2 separate regions of the Homo sapiens genome follow, and region 1 is linked to region 2. A link is an interaction called in ENCODE POLR2A ChIA-PET data of the cell type or tissue named here. Cell type or tissue: Panc1. All regions are shown on one strand. Each heading gives the region's core, and the rest is flanking DNA. Links, peaks and the distances in the headings are about the cores only. Region 1 holds the start of MIR6749 (microRNA 6749). Region 2 overlaps MAJIN (membrane anchored junction protein).

What was found. ChIA-PET counts read pairs that join two places held together with the same protein. Peaks named below come from ENCODE experiments on the same cell type or tissue, not always from the same donor. Only the 100,000 strongest peaks of a DNase experiment are listed, where the experiment ranks them.
Region 1: POLR2A ChIA-PET joins it to region 2 with 14 read pairs; 4 of 35 experiments call an interaction of 5 or more read pairs at or near these places.

Annotation. Positions count from the first base shown.
Region 1 is chr11:64,898,345-64,903,715 of GRCh38, forward strand. It overlaps ATG2A (autophagy related 2A), which reads right to left. Exons shown (of 41, transcript NM_015104.3): 25 at 5,246-5,316; 26 at 4,944-5,020; 27 at 4,172-4,336; 28 at 3,916-4,042; 29 at 3,618-3,832; 30 at 2,540-2,748; 31 at 2,150-2,285; 32 at 292-498; 33 at 1-18. It overlaps MIR6749 (microRNA 6749), which reads right to left and starts at 4,111; the gene lies at 4,043-4,111. MIR6750 (microRNA 6750) reads right to left here and starts at 93; the gene lies at 19-93. RefSeq lists an enhancer at 1,977-2,106. In Panc1, for the core only: no CTCF peak of the experiment used is centred there; no DNase peak of the experiment used is centred there; H3K27ac peaks cover 422 bases.
Region 2 is chr11:64,956,344-64,961,675 of GRCh38, forward strand. MAJIN (membrane anchored junction protein) reads right to left here. Exons shown (of 11, transcript NM_001037225.3): 2 at 3,746-3,792; 3 at 2,962-3,079. The coding sequence starts at 3,062. Among named protein-coding and RNA genes, the nearest start is that of MAJIN, 13 kb to the right of the region's middle. In Panc1, for the core only: no CTCF peak of the experiment used is centred there; no DNase peak of the experiment used is centred there.

The sequences.
Region 1 (5,371 bases), core at 283-5,282, 58 kb before region 2:
CAGCGCTTTGATGGTGAGCTGGGAGCAGAGGGTGAGTTCTGGACACCTGCTGGGCCTCTGGGGCAGCAGCTCACCCAGCTGTTCCCTGACAGCTCACCCAGCCACCCTGCCTCTGAACACGCTGTTCCCTTCGCTAACACAGCCCCTAGCTCTGCCCTTCTCCCAGGCTCACAAACAACCTGGGTGTTTGTGTGGGAATGCGTGTATGTGTGTGAATCCATGCATGCGTGAAGATGTATCCCCAACGGTCTGGTGCCCTGCCCCAGGGTGGATGGTGCAGGTCGCTCATACCATGTTAGAGTGGGCACGTCGCGGCATCCGCTCACTCGTGTGTAGGTACAGGAACTTGTTGATCTGGGAGGAGGCGAGCCGGTCTCGGACCTCCAGCTCCTGCACGATGAACACCTGACGGGACAGCGGTCGCTCCTCCAGCTCCTGGCTGGGGGCCGCAGGGCCTGTGGCTGGCTCCGCTGGGTACACCTCGTGCTGGAAGCTTACCTGTGGGGTGGACAGAGGCCTGGCCAGGTAAGCAGGGCCCCAAGAGGGAGGGAAGGGCTGGCCCCAGACCCCTTCTCTATTCTTTTTTTGAGACAGAGTCTCACTCTGTCGCCCAGGTTGGAGTGCAGTGGCGTGATCTCGGCTCACTGCAACCTCTGCCTCTCGGGTTCAAGCGATTCTCCTGCCTCAGCTTCCCCAGTAGCTGGGATTGCAGGCATGTGCCACCACACCCAGCTAATTTTAGTAGAGACAGGGTTTCACAACGTTGGCCAGGCTGGTCTCGAACTCCTGGCCTCAAGTGATCTGCCTGCCTCGTCCTCCCAAAGTGCTGGGACTACAGGCATGAGCCACCATGCCCGGCCCCTACCCCTTCTCTATTCTATGCCCAGCAGGGACCTGCCTCTCCCTCCAGACCTGACCCTGCTCTTGCTTCCCATGCCAGCTGCACTGGTCTCTGCCCCTCAAGGAGTCCAGGCCTGTTTTGCCTTCAGGACTTTGCTCTCGTAGCCCCTCTCCGTGGAGAGCCTTCCTTCCCCCTCTTCCTGCACACCCGCTGGCTGGCCATCAGGTCTCAGAGAGGCCCCTGGCCCCCTGCTCTGACACTCATCTCCCGCAGGTTCTTGCAGCACAGCCCACCAACCCGAGCAGCCTGAGGCCCCTCTGCCCTTTGCCTCTAGCGGCTCCTTGGGAAGCCCAGCACTGGCCTGGCTCACTCTGAGCAAGTGGGACCCCCCTGCCCCAGGCAATTTCCCAGGCCCAAACCTTGAACCCTCTGTACCACTCTCTGTATCTCACACACCCCATCCGCAGCTGAACCTGTGGCCAGCCCCCATCTAGGCTCTCCTGAACCTGCTCACTAGCCCTCCCTGATTGCTGCAGAGCCCCACCCCACAGAGGCCTCTCCTCAAAAGCCCTGAGGGGTTCGTCTCTTGTAAGACTCAAAAGAAACATTCTGGGTCGCTGGTTATGCACAGGCTCTGCTGCTCCTGGAAATGTCAGGATGCTTCCAGCTTCCAGCATTTTTTTTTTTTTTTGAAACAGAGTCTTACTCTGTTGCCCAGGCTGGAATGCAATAGGGCGATCTCAACTCACTGCAACCTCTGCCTCTTGGGCTCAAACAACTCTCCTGCCTCAGCCTCCTGAGTAGCTGGGACTATAGGCACACACCACTGCAAATGGTTAATTTTTTTTTTTTTTTTTTTTGGTAGAAATGGGGTTTCGCCATGTTGCCCAGGCTGGTCTCAAACTCCTGAGCTCAGGTGATCTGCTCTCTTCGGCCTTCCAAAGTGCTGGGATTACAGGCATAAGCCACCATGCCTGGCCCCAATTTGCGGCTTTCACGCTGTCCTCTCTGCCTGAAAACTCTTCCTGGCTCACATCCCCACTTGTTCAGGTCTTTGTTCAAATGGTGCCTTCAGAAGAGGACTTTCCAGACCCTCCCCAGCACACCTGTCTCCTCCACCCCTGCAGACTCTCCCCTGAGCGCTCTTCACCATCGGACACACTCGATACATCTTGGTCCCTGCCTGGCTTCCTCCACTACAAAGGCAGGGGTTTTCCTCTGCATTAGTCATTGCTACACGTGACATCGAGAACAAGGCCCGTTGTTCTATGACACACACGTGTAGTAGGCACTCGCCACCCCACTCACCTTGCTCAGCTGGATCTCCATGAGGACATGGTGCTGCCGCCCGCTGCCCCCCTGCGTGCGCCATGAGTTCTGGGGCCGGTTGGGGCCAGAGCAGCGGGAAGGGGAGCTCCTGGGACCTGAGAGGCCAGTTCTTGCCCTGGGAAGAGGGACAGGGGCCAAGCTGACTCAGAGGAACCCCATTCCCTCCCCGTCCTCAGCGGGCCTTTTAGCCTGGGACAAGAGACCCCCGCTAGCCCCAGTCCTGGAAGGCAGGCGGGATAAGGAAGGATGAGGAAACTGAGGCCCACCTGGGGTGGATGGGGCTCAAGGTCTCCAGCTGCTGAAAGTCAGACCTGGACCAGCCTGAGCCCCAACCTTCACCAGCTGCCACCTGCACCCGCTCCTCCTCACCTGTGGCCGGGGTGGGGGCCAAAGTCTCGGCCCCCATAGAGGTGCCAGACGAGGGAGACCTCACGTAGCACCACCCGAGTGCTGGGCACTGGGAAATGGGCAGGTGCCCGCAGCAAGTCCGTGCTGCCGATCGGCCGTGAGAAGTAACCGTCCCTCACAACGATGGGGCCGGGATGCAGCTGTGTCACCACAGGCTCCCCATCTCGGGGCTGCAGGGAGGCCAGGTAGACGTGTGACACAGATGTTCGATCCAGCCCAGCTGCCCCCAGCCCCAGCAACCTGGCCTCACTTCTTTTTCATTTTTTTTTTTTTATAGACAGGGTCGGGTCATGTTCGGTCACCCAGGCTGGAGTGCAGTGGCACAATCACAGTTCACTGCAACCTCTGCCTCCTAGGCTCAAGCGATCCTCCATTCTCAGCCTCCTGAGTAGCAGGGACTGCAGACATGTGCCACCATATCTGGCTAATTTTATTTTTATTTTTTGTAGAGACGGGGTCTCACTATGTTGCTCAGGCTAATCTCTCATTGCTGGACTCAAGCAATTCTCCCACCTTGACCTCCCAAATTGCTGGGATTACAGGCGTAACCTACCATGCTTGGCCTCCTCCCTGTTTTTGATGAAAGATGACACTCCTGGGTTGCTATCACCCGAGTCTATGCCTGAGTGGTCTGTCCAAGAGGAGCCTGAGAATGCCAGGCTCCTGCCAGCCCTGCCTCCTAAGACCTGGGTGAGTTCAGACATTCCCACTGGCCCTTGCAGCCACATGGTTCTCCATCCCTCTTGCTAACTGCCCTCTCCTCTTCCTCCATCCCTTGAATTTCCCAGTCCCTCTGCCCAAAACACCAGGCCTCCTCTTCCTCTGGAAATCCCCCTACTCCATCAAAGCCCAGCATCAGGGCTGCCTCCCTAGGGTGGCACAGACCTAGCACCACCCCCGAGGTGATGGCAACCACCTCCTGCCTGCTTCTCTCACCACGGGAGCTCCAGATGGCCAGGCAACCACCCCTGAGTGTTCCGTCCCCGCTCCAAACACACCTGCCTGGACGGCAAACTGGTCCATCCCTCCCACCACGCACCGGGATGCCCAGGCCGGGAGCATCAAGGATGCAGAACTCATCACTGTCCAGGGTGTCTCCATCGCCCTCCTCTTCCCTTTCATCTTCCTTCTCCTCTGAGCATGACCCTAAGCTGCCAGCAGGGCCCCCGACAGGTGGTGAAGGGGGTGGGGCCCCACTCCGTTCACCTGGGAATAGGTAGACGGAGATGGGCGACGCCTGAGGGAGGTGGCCACCTATAGGAGAGAGGCCAGTTTGGAGAGGCGCCCACAGTGGGTGCCTGACTGTGTCTGCTGTCCCCACAGCACCCCCACTTCACCTGAAGGCTGGGCCAGCTCCCGTAGGCTGCGCTCGGTGTCCAGGAGGGCGTCGGCCAGGTCACGCTGGTTGATGAGGGCCGTCTCCACTGGGGGGCACGAGGGCAGAGAGGCAGGACTCTCCGAGAGCTGGGCCAGGCAGGGGAGGAGCAATGAGTGAGACAGGACAGAGCTCCCCCAACCCCAGGCCCGAGGGCCATGGCAGGGGAGGGGCCTGGCCGAGCTCTGGTAGCCTGTGTGGCCAGGCCTCACCTGTACCTTCTGGCCGGCGATCTCCGTGGGGCTGGGGGGCCGGGGTGGGGGGTGCAGATCGCCTGTGCTCATTACGTACTGGAGCAGGTTGACCAGCAGGGCACAGGAGTCGGCACAGCTGTGCACGTGTACCACATTGTTGGAGCAGCGCAGCTCGAATAGTGGCTGGCTCTGCAGGGGCGGGGTGGGGGGAGCAGCTATGTGAACACAGGGGCCACTGCCTGCTGGCCCCACCCGCTCGCTGGGAGGGCACCGCAGTTCTGATCCTGCCACAGGCAGAACAGGGATGGTCTCTCCTGGAGTGGATGACCTGCCCAGTAACTCCACTGAACAGATGAACAAACTGTTCACCCAGAGGGTGAAAGGGGCTTGGCCCAGGGCCATCCAAGGAAGCAGGAGTGTGCCCACCCACCCTACCCCACTCCCCGTGAAGGGCTCTGCATGCCTAGCGAGGCAGGGCAGGTTATCTCCATCTTACAGGAGATGAATCCGGGGACCTACAAAGGTGGCTGATTCCCAGGGCCTCGCTGGTGCCCTGGCTGCCGCGTCCTCTGGTGGCAGGGCTGAAACCCATTCATTCATTCAGCCAGCATCAAGGGACACCCCCACCAGGGCTGTACTATGGCCCTTTGCAGGAGGGGCGCTAACTGCAGCCCAGGAAGGGCAGGCATGAACTGTGTCCGGAGCCCAGGCACGTGAGGGAGCAGCAGCCCCTGAAGACTCCCTTGGCCCCTGCACCTGCTGTGGCTCCAGGAGCCAGAGTGACAGCCTCACTCACCAGTTTGCCCTCGGTGCTCCCTTTCCAGGTTTTAATCACAAGTTCCAAGAGGTCAACATCCAAAACACAGACATAATCTGCAGCAGAGGCGAGAGAAAGGTCCTGTGGCCCCCTTCCACCCGGCCCCGGCCCCAGCACCTGGGGGAAGGATCCGGTTGATCCAGGTGTAGTCCCTGCTGTGCGGGCTACGTGTGGGAGCTAAGGACCCGGCCAGCAGCTGCGGGGAGACACCTGGCTGCTCTGGGTGTGGCCGGGGCGGTGGTCCCTCAGAGGGGAGGGAGCCCAGTCCCGGCCCTGCCCACCTCGCCGCAGGTCCAGGGTCTCCACCTCACACTTGTCGGACAGGTACAAGGCGGAGTCATCGAGGATGAACCTGGGGGGGAACAGGGCTGAGAAGGGCCCGGGCACCGCTGCAGGGGGCAGCTCCA
Region 2 (5,332 bases), core at 1-5,000:
CTGGACGTGGTGGCGGGCGCCTGTAATTCCAGTTACTTGGGAGGTTGCAGTAGGAGAATCACTTCAACCCGGGAGGTGGAGGTTGCAGTGAGCCAAGATCGCACCATTGCACTCCAGCTTGGGTGACAAGAGTGAAACACGGTCTCAAAACAAAACAAAAACAAAAATCATCCTAGGTCAAATATTCATTCAAAGAACAACAAAGACCAGTGGATTTTAATGTAACAGAGTTCAAAAAGTTCATGACATAATTTCAGATTCCACATTGCAACTAATCTTAAAAATAACTACCATTAAAAAAAAAACAAACCCAAACTACGATTTGTCCAGTTTTGTCACAGGGTCAAAGAATATCCACAATGATCTGAGAGGGCTACTAATATAGTCCTACCTTTCCAAACTACAAATACATATAAGCTGTTTTTTTTTTTTTTTTTTTTGAGATGTTGTTTCGCTCTTGTTGCCCAGGCTGGAGTGCAATAGCGCAATCTCCGCTCACTGCAACCTCCGCCTCCCGGGTTCAAGCGATTCTCCTGCCTCAGCCTCCCAAGTAGCTGGGATTACATGCACCCGCCATCACGCCTCGCTAATTTTTATATTTTTAGTAGAGATGGGGTTTCACCATGTTGGCCAGACTGGTCTCAAACTCCTGACCTCAGAAGATCCGCCTGCCTCGGCCTCCCAAAGTGCTGGGATTACAGGCGTGAGCCACCGCGCCTGGCCTGATTTTTTTTTTCTCTCTTTTTGAAGTTGAGACAAGGTCTCACTCTGTTCCCCAGGCTGGAGTACAGTGGTGCAGTCATGGCTACCTGCAGCCTCAACTCCCTGGGGCCAACCGATTCCTCCTGCCTTAGCCTTCCAAGCAGCTGGGATCACAGGTGCAAACCACCATGTCCAGCTAATTTCTTTTATTTTTTGTAGAGATGGGGTCTCACTTTGTTGCCCAGGCTGATCTCAAACTCCTACGCTCAAGCAATCCTCCCACTTGAGCCTCCCAAAGTGCTGGGATTACAAGAGTGAGCCACTGCACCTAGCCAAAAGTTCCCTTCGATTTCTAGTTTATTGTTTTGTTTTGCTTTTTTGAGACAGTCTCACTCTGTTGCACAGGCTGGAGTGCAGCGGCGCGATCTGCTCACTGCAGCCTCTGCCTCCCAGGTTGAACTGATTCTCCTGTCTCAGCCTCCCGAGTAGCTGGGACTACAGGTCTGCACCACCATGCTCAGCTAATTTTTTTATTTTTAGTAGAGACAGGGTTTCACCATGTTGACCAGGCTGCTCTTGAACTCCTGACTTCAGGCGATCTGCCTGACTTGGCCTCCCAAAGTGCTGGTATTACAGATGTGAGCCACTGAACCCAGCTGTTTTTATCATGAAAAGGTGAGATGCTGGGTTTGATCAAATGCAGTGCAGTGGCAAGATCTCGGCTTACTGCAACCTCCACCTCCCGGGTTCAAGCGATTCTCCTGCCTCAGCCTCCTGAATAGCTGGGATTACAGGCATGAGCCATCTTGCCTGGCTCACTAAATATAACTTTAATAATACCGTATTTGTTGCATATATTATTCTTAAATTAATAAACACACTGCTTTAAATTTTTGCTGTGATTTTTTTTTTTTAAGACAGAGTTTCACACTGTTGCTTGGGCTGGAGTGCAGTGGGACCATCCCGGCTCACTGCAACCTCCGTCTCCCGAGTTCAAGCAATTTTCCTGCCTCAGCCTCCTGGTTAGCTGGGATCACAGGTGCCTGCCACTATGCTCAGCTATTTTTTTTTATTTTTGGTAGAGACGGGGTTTCACCATGTTGGCCAGGCTGGTCTCGAACTCCTGACCTCATGATTCACCCCCCCGCCCCACCTCGGCCTCCCAAAGTGCTGGGATTACAGGCGTGAGCCACTGTGCCTGGCCAAATTTTTGCTTTAATTTTTATGACAAATATTGACAGATTAATCAAAAGCTCTTTAGGGTCCTTAATAATTTTAAAGAGTGCAAGGTGGGTGCTGGTGGCTCATGCCTGGAATTCCAACACTTTGGAAAGCTAAAGAGGGAGGATCCCTTGGGCCCAGGAGTTTGAGACCAGCCTGAGCAACACAGTGAGACTTCATTTCTACAAAAAAAATTTTAAAATTAGCCTGGTGTGGTGGCACTATGCCTGTAGTCCTAGCTTCTCTGGAAGCTGAGGTGGGAGGATCCCTTGAGCCCAGCAGGTCAAGGCTGCAGTGATCACACCACTACATGTGAAACCCTGTCTTGGGAGAAAAAAAAAAAAAAAAAAAGAAAGAAAAATTGCAAGGGAGTCGAGATGAAAAAATATATATATATTTTGAGATGGAGTCTCACTCTGTGGCCCAGGCTGGAGTACAGTGGCACAATCTCAGCTCACTGCAACCTCCATCTCCCAGGTTCAAGCAATTCTCCTGCCTCAGCCTCCTACCACCATGCCTGGCTAATTTTTGTATTTTTAGTAGAGATGGGGTTTCACCATGTTGGCCAGGCTGGTCTTGAACTCCTGACCTCAAGTGATCCATCCACCTTGGCCTCCCAAAGTGCTGGGATTATAGGTTTGAGCCACTATGCCCAGCCCTGAGATGTAAAATTTTGAGAAACACTGCTTCAAAGATATGTTGTCCTAGGCTGGGTGTGGTGCCTCACACCTATAATCCCAACACTTGGGGAGGCAGAGGTGAGAGGACTGCTTGAGGACAGGGGTTTGAGACTAGCCTGGACAACATAGCGAGATCTGCTTCTCTTCAAAAAAAAAAAAAAAAAAAAAGTTGTCCCTCATTTAGAAACTCATATGAATAATATATATACTGAATATAAAATTCCTGGGAAAGACAGTCCTGCAAGATGCTACTTTACCAGTCTCCTGAACTGGGTGAAGGTAAAGAAGAGGTGACCTGTGGGAATGCACTAGCACTAACTGGTGTTTGCATAGGCTACCCTCCTACCTTTGAAATTACCTGATACTCTTCCCATATCTGATTTTGAATTTATACACATTGGGTCCTGCATGAAGAAACCTCGTCTCTGGAAACGGGTAGGTAAAGGGTTTTAAACTCATTGCTCCCAAACGATAGCCTAAATAAAATAGAAAGAGAATTACTAAAAAGCTAACGATTGTTCCTTATTTACAGGAAAGGGAACCTGCCCAATCTGTAACATCTCTTCATGAGTAAAATGTCCAACACTAAGCACTACTGCCTACGTACCAGGATCATCACTTGGAACATTCTCCTACCTGCATGGGGAGAATACAGTGTGTTGGGATAACCTTTATGCTTGCAGTCAAAAGCCCAGAATTCAAGTTTGATCATTTATGACCTTATGCAAATCATTTCTCTTCCAGAAGACTAATGATACTAGTATCCGCCCTGATGACTCAGAGTCTTTGTTAGAATTAAATGTTTCTCCCAAGTATCTCTTGAATCTGTTCTTCTCTACCATCCCCACTTCCACTGGAATCTCAGTGGATACAGAGAGGGCTCAAGTTAAATAATGACACAATCCAAAGGATACACCAATTACAAGCCAATTAGGAGGACGTTTGCTATCAATTTTAGATGAAATTAAGGTATTACTACAACTTCCTGCCACAACCAATGTAGCAAATAAGGATGTACACTCATGTTTTTGAGTGGCACCAAGGAATGGCTTATTTTCCAGATCTATCAATTACTCTTCCTTTCCCCCACTTGTGAGGCTTCCCTGTGTTCCAAGAGTGCCTACTATACCCCTAGCACTTACTGTTTTATTTCTCCTGTTCTAGAATCTCTGTCCACTTAAGGTCGTCTCTGTGGGGAGTTAAGGGGAGAGATGGAAAAAATAAAAATAAATAATTAGAGGAGATCCAGAGTTCCTAAGGATCAAAACTAGTTATATACATCAGTACAAGTATAAAAATTACATGGTATTGGTTTCAGAGGCAGCTGAGATGCAGTCGACAGAATGGGCCCAAAATAAAGAGAATCTGAGTTTGAATCTCAGTCCAATGTCCCTAATTTCTGAGCCTTGGTTTTCTTACTTACACAATAACAACTCTCAATAACAACTTTTGCCATGCCCTATTCTAAGTTTAATCTCACTTAATCCTCACAACAAGCCTATAAGTCTAAATTTGATAGGTGAGGAAACTGAGGCACTGAGGAATGAATTAAACTGCCCATAGCTATGAATGTTGGAATTTGAATTTAAACTAAGGCAATACAGATCCAGAATTGATATTCTTTAACCACTCTGCCAGTCTGCTTCCTGGGGTTATAAGGAGGAAAAAACAAGACAATAAACATAAAATCACTTTTTAAGCAGTAAAATATCATATACACATAAAGGACTATTTTCATTATGCTTTTCTCCATATTATTCTGATGCCATTTCTACTCAGCAGGGAAAAATTTTCTATGGTAGAAACTCTTCCATGGTAGAGTCACAAGTTCTACGTGCCCGAAGAATGGAATTTCCCACAATTTCCAAAGTTCAAGTCTGGGGCTGCCAGTAAAGAGATACCCCAGTATCTGATCTTGGCTGCCTGAGATTAGAATGACATGAGTGGAGCCAGAGCCCATGAGACTATTTAGACTAGAATTGCAGTCAAAAATGAAAAGAAATAGTTGTGCCAACTGCAAAGTCCCCGGAGGGGAAATACTGATCATATCCTGAGAAAAAACTGATGCCCCATACCAAAGGCATGGCAGGAACCCAGGCTAGTTTTGATGTTTTAGTGCTAGATGACTCTTCTCAGTAGGCGGTGAGCCCACCTGGTTAGACTTACATTGCTGCCACAGAAATTTAACTCTTAATTCTTCCAAGGATTATTTTTTTGTTTTTGTGGTTTTTTTTTTTTTGAGTCAGGGTCTCACTCTGTCACCCAGGCTGGAGTGCAGTGGCATGATCTCGGCTCACTGCAACTTCTGCCTCCCAGGTTCAAGTGATCCTCCTGCCTCAGCCTCCCGAGTAGCAGGGACTACAAGCATACACCACCACGCCCAGCTAATTTTTGTATTTTTAGTGGAGACGGGCTTCACCATGTTGGCCAGACTGGTCTTGAAGTCCTGACCTCAGGTGATCTGCCTGCTTCGTCCTCCCAAAGTGCTGGGATTACAGGCATGACCCACTGTGCCCGGCAATTTTTTTTTTTTTTTTTTTTTTTTTTGAGACGGAGTCTTGCTCTGTCTCCCAGGCTGGAGTGCAGTGGCGTGATCTCTGCTCACTGCAAGCTCCACCTCCCAGGTTCACGCCATTCTCCTGCCTCAGCCTCCAGAGTAGCTGGGACTACAGGCGCCCGCCACCAAGCCCGGCTAATTTTTTTGTATTTTTAGTAGAGACGGGGTTTCA